Linked DNA regions of Homo sapiens: region 1 is linked to region 2. A link is a contact called in ENCODE Hi-C or POLR2A ChIA-PET data. All regions are on one chromosome and are shown on one strand. The core of a region is the stretch at or near the end of the contact, and the rest is flanking DNA. Distances in the headings are between cores, read along the strand shown.

Region 1 (2,700 bases), core at 75-2,574, 73 kb before region 2:
GAACTGGAAAGCCCAACCTTAGCACTCAGCTACTCAATACAGCTTGAACTTTCAGCCTTCTGATTAAAAGTAAGATCATCTACTTATTTCATGTTCTGGCTCTGTAGACATAACTTCAACAGAATAAAATAACTATCCAAAACTAACAAACAGCAGCAATGAGGAGACAACAGGTCATGTGCATCAGGGTTAAATCGCAGAACTGATTTCAAGGCCAGCACTACTAGCAAGAGAGCAGAGACTGCCGGTCAGTCTGTAACCAGAGATTTCCACACTACTATCTGCATAATCTACATAAAATGAGGACCCAGCTGGGCACGGTGGCTCATGCCTGTAATCCCAGCACTTTGGGAGGCTGAGGCGGGCAGATCACCTGAGGTCAGGAGCTCGAGGCCAGCCTGGCCAACATGGTGAAAACCCTATCTCTACTAAAAATACAAAAATTAGCCGGGCATGGTGGCGGGCCCCTATAATCCCAACTACTCAGGAGGCTGAGGCAGGAGAATCGCTTGAACCCGGGAAGCAGAGGTTGCAATGAGCTGAGATCACACCATTGAACTCCAGTCTGGGTGACGAGTGAAAAGAGCGAAACTCCGTCTCAAAAAATAAAAAATAAAAATAAAATAAAAGAGGACTCAGTGTTAGAACATCTATGTTTGAATTGCAGCTGTGCTACAAAGAGCTAGTGTGCTTTTGGACAAGTTACTTAACTACCCTGAGACAGTTTCTTCATCTGTAAGAGGGGGTTAATAATAACTACCTTACAGAATTAATGCAAAGACTATGCAGTATCACATGAGTGGAAGTGCACTAGAAAGGCTAGTCATCATTGCCCTTCCTCAACCTCCTTGGCACTTGATTCAGATTCCAACAGGGGGCCGGGTGAGATGGCTCATGTCTGTAATCCCAGCACTTTGGGAGGCCGAGGCAGGTGGATCACCTGAAGTCAGGAGTTTCAGACCAGCCTGACCAACACGATGAAACCCCATCTCTACTAAAAATACATAATTAGCCGGACGTGGTGGCACATGCCTGTAATCCCAGCTACTCGGGAGGCTGAGGCAGGGAGAATCACTTGAACTCAGGAGGCGGAGGTTGCAGTGAGCCGAGATCATGCCATTGCACTCCAGACTGGGTAACAAGAGCAAAACTCTGTCTCAAAAGAAAAAAAAAGAAAAAAGAAACCAACAGGGCCAGCACTCTCAGTGACAAATCATTCTGACCTCTCCAACAACCTATCAGTTTAGACATATTGACCATTTAAAAAAATTGAATTGACCAATTTCTTCAATCTAAGTTCCAGGTTGTATCCTTAGCCCAGACCACCCATTGCTCAACTGTATGTTGTTAGAAACAAAAAGGGCAGCTTTATGAGTAAGAATGACTCACCATAAAACGCTACCACACAAAAATGACTCAATGAGAGTAGAACACAAATCATGAAACAATAGTATAAACTGATCTCATTTTTGAGATGTTTTATCTTGATATACAGACATATTCACAGGGAAAAAGCACAAAAGGAAATATGCCAAAATGTTAAAAATGATTACTTGAATTTATGTGTTCATTCGACATTTACTGAGCAACAATTATGTGCTGGCCTCTGTGCTAAGTGTTGGGGATACAGTAATTAATCACACATATAAGGCTGCTGTTCTGGTAAAGCATTTATAATTCAGAAGTGACAATAATAAAGAAAGATCAACAGGATGAGAGAAGATGAACCTAATCTATTATAGGGTTCAGTCAACAAGTCCCCAAGAAAGGAACGTTTAAACTAAGACCTAAAGGATAATCAGGAGTGAGTCAAACAGCAGAGCAGGATCGTGGAAATAGCATGACAGATTACTTTTATTTTCTTCTTTTTTATTATCTATAATTTATTTATTTTTTCTTAATGAACAAGAGTTCTTATTGTTCTGTTGGTAATATCTTCCTACTCTAAGGCCTAATATGTTTTTCTGATCATATCAAAATTTTCAGTCAATTTCTCAGTGTTTATTTGGGGCCAGCTGTGGGCCCCATACCCTCCTAGTCACTAGGAGTTGCAAATGGAGAACAGAGCAAAATACCTCAGAATCTTAGAATTGGGGAAAAAACCCAGAGAAAACATCAACAAATTATCTTAGTCAAGAAACAGACCCAGAGAGATGAAGCATTTTATCCAGGACCACAGCAGAAGAGCAGTCAGCCCCACACAGTGGACAAATGCTTTAACAAGTTTGTTTTCTGTTTCCTCTTTAAACTACCAATCCAATATGCGTTTTTTTAATCTGGTTGGTTAGTAACTAAAAGTGATTGTAACATATAGTCATTGGTAACCAAGATGTTATTACAAGAGACACAGTGAGAAGCCATTGTTAATCTGTTGCATTAAGAAAATAATGTAATGAAGTAAAAGCCAGAGTTTATGAGGGTGTGGTAAAACCAGAAAACAATTTAATGAGGTAAAAGCCAATGTTTATGAGGGTGTGGTAAAACCGACAGTATCAAACATTACCAATTGCTACGGTTTGAATTTGTCCCCCAAAGTTTATGTGTTGGAAAGTTAATCCTCAGTGTAACAGTGTTGAGAGGTGGGACCTTTAAGGGGTGATTAGGACATGAGGGATCTGCCCTCATGCATGGATTAATGCTGTTATCTTGAGAGTAGTTTTCTAATAAAAGGATGAGCTTGGCTTCTCTTCCCTCTCTCTC
Region 2 (2,700 bases), core at 115-2,614:
GGTGCGTCTAGTGTAAGGGCCAGACCCCGCTGGTGCCCCGGACAACGGGGTAGGAGTGGGGACCGACCGGTCCCGTAGTTGGCCGCGCCTGGGCCTCGCTGGGCGCGCACCCCGCTGGCTCGGTCGCCCGGAGGCGGACAGGACGGAGACGGGACGTATGGACGGGACGGACAGACGCGACAGGACGGACGGGACGGGTAGAGAAGCAGTGCGTCCTACCCGGAGGGCTCCCTCCCAGGGCCGGCGGAGTACCTGCTCCGGTCATCCAGGCTGCGGTTGTCGGCGGCTGCGTTGCGCCAGTCGGGCAACGTGCTGGCGCACAGCACCACCATGGACACGATCACGAACACCACCGACACGCTAGCCAGGATCTGCGCGGCCAGCGACGACGTGGGCTCCTCGAAGGTCCGCCGCATGCGCTCCAGCCAGCGCCTGGAGGGAGCCGCCTCGGCCCCGCCGGGGCGCGCCTCGTCGCGGCCCAGCACGCCCGGCTCGTCGGCCGAGTAGAAGGTGTAGGTGTCGGACATGCGGTCGTCGAGGCGGCGCTGGCAGCAGTACTCGAGGTGCGCGCCCTCCAGGCCCCAGTAGATCATCTCGTTGTAGAAGGAGAGCTCGCACATCCGCGGCGCGAAGCGCAGCTTGCCGTGGCCGCGCACGTAGAGCAGGATGAAGCCGAAGGCCTCCGAGTGCCGGTCGAAGAAGTACTCGTTGCGCTCGCGGTCGTAGTCGTCGCACACCTCGAGCACGTCGCGCTCGGAGCGGCAGCCGTGCAGCCGGCTCACGCGGCGCAGCGGGAAGTCCTTCAGCAGCTCCCGGGACAGCGAATACCGGGCGCCGCCCACGTTCAGCACCACCGAGGCCGCCCCGCTGCGCCCGAAGGTCATGGCTGGCCGCCCGGGGGACTTTCGGCCCGAGGGCCCCGCTGCAGCCCCCCACCCCAAGCCGCCACGCGGGGCCTGCCTGCCCGTGGCTGACGGGGGAGCGCGCCGTCGGGGCCCGCGCTCCCTCGGGGCTCCGCTCCTGCCCTCCGCTGGCCCGGGGGTCCCTGGGCTCGAGTATCTCCGGCGCTGCTAGTAGCGCGCCCTCCGCCCGGCGGTACCTGCGGGTGGCCGGGGAGTCCTCGCCGGCGCCAGCGCTGAGCCCCACCGGCTGGGAACGCGGCTGTGTCCGCGCCGCCGACCCTCGCGCCCGAGGGCTGCGCACACCGAGGCCGCGGTGCCCTCTCCCAAGCCGCGGGGCCGACCCCCTGAGGGCTGCGGGCGCCGAATGGAGCCGCCGGGGCGGAATAGCTCCCCGTCTCCGGCGCTCCCTGCGGCCGCGAATCCGGCGGCCGCCCCGCCGCCGTCCAGAGGCGAGAGGCAAAGTGAGCGGGTTCGGAGGCGGCGAAGAGCCGGCTCGCGGCGGCGGGGGCGGGGCCTCTGTGCAGTCCTCCTCCTCGCCCGCCGGCTCCGCGCGCGCCGCTCACCTCCCTCCGCGCCGCCCTCCGCTTCCCGCCCGCGCCCGCACCTCCCCGGCTTGCTCGGGCTGGGATTCCCGGGCGCCCCGCCCTGGACCTCGGGCTCCCCGCCTCGTGACGCCGTCCTCCCCCTCCGCTCCGGCCCGTAGTGGCGGGGAGGGGTCCGCAGGGCGGGGGAGCGGGGAGCCCAGCGCCGGGATGCCTGCTCCCGCGTCCTGCCCTGGGCCATCGGGATGAATTGGGCAGTCCCCAGGGCCCCTTTTAACAGCCCTGGTTCAAAGCCCAGTGTGGACTCGGGTGCGGGGACAGACGGCGTTTGGAGAGCTTTTTCCAGAAACTGTCCGGAGCCCAGCTCGGGTTCTGACATCGCCCCTAAGGATTTCTCAGGGAAGGCATCCCAGCCACGGCTTTTCCTGCCGACTTTGCTCTTCCTACCGCCGCGCGGGGCGACCCACGTACCGCGTGCTCAGAGGGCGGCTACACGCCCCATCCCCCAGCCTCGGTGCCGCCTGCCAGCCCGCGGAGGGAAGCGGTCCCCGACCCGGCCCCGGCCCCCACGTTCTGGGGCGCGAGTCCTGAGAAGGCGCCTAACGTGTAGCGCGCCTGGACCCTCTCGAGATGCTGCCCTTAGAGTGGGATGAAAGTCTGGGGAGGAACGCCTTGTCACCGGCAAAAACAGCCTTTCTCTTGGTCTTCGTCTGCATCCTCCTTTTCAAAATATCTTGATTTCCCCCGCGCACCCCTGACCCGGCTGCAGCACCGGCCCTCCGAGCGGGAAGAGCCCCGTGAAGGCTCCGCAGAGCGATCTACCCCGCGCTCTTGTCCGTGCCCAGAAAGCGGGTTCCACTTGGCAGGGATTATTTTAAACTGCTACCAGCAATTCATTCACCTGACACCCGACACCGGCAGCCCAGCCCGCCGGAGGCGAGACAGGTGAGTTGTAAGGCGAACCGTGTTAGATGCAAAACAAATACTAGAAGAAAAAAATAAGGGTGGGGTAGGGTGAGATGCGGTCATCTGACCACAGGGTAACCTGGCTGGTTAAAGGGAAGAGTTTTTCATTGCCCTCTACTTTTCGTAATTTTGTAGGATTGTCCGGTGCCCGCTAGAGGTCGCCAAACGGAGTCCTTTTGCGCTGGTTCTTAAGTGGATTCCTAGTGAAAAGGCAGACAACTGAAAATGTGAGTGCTGTCTTTTAAGTAAAATCACTCTCGGTGGCTTCTTAAAGAATGAAAATCTCTGTG

What was found. A loop is a pair of places that touch in the nucleus more often than their neighbours do. ChIA-PET counts read pairs that join two places held with the same protein, here RNA polymerase II (POLR2A). Pooled maps may share reads with other maps.
Region 1: a pooled map shows a loop between it and region 2 (7-fold over the local background). The contact joins the enhancer-like site here to the promoter of KCNG3 in region 2. A Hi-C loop is called at or near these places in 4 of 50 pooled maps. POLR2A ChIA-PET finds 5 or more read pairs at or near these places in 2 of 52 experiments (AG04450 and activated B cell).

What each region holds. Positions count from the first base shown.
Region 1 is chr2:42,419,632-42,422,331 of GRCh38, forward strand. It overlaps a transcript of KCNG3 not described here. Among named protein-coding and RNA genes, the nearest start is that of COX7A2L, 60 kb to the left of the region's middle. Within about 2 kb of position 1,325, at least 5 of the 41 ENCODE cell types and tissues checked have a DNase peak (open chromatin) inside an H3K27ac peak, as active enhancers do.
Region 2 is chr2:42,492,618-42,495,317 of GRCh38, forward strand. It overlaps KCNG3 (potassium voltage-gated channel modifier subfamily G member 3), which reads right to left and starts at 1,365. Exons shown (of 2, transcript NM_133329.6): 1 at 220-1,365. The coding sequence starts at 884. It also overlaps a transcript of MTA3 not described here. RefSeq lists enhancers at 1-309, 310-1,067, 2,392-2,686 and silencers at 1,148-1,237, 1,418-1,467, 1,558-1,637.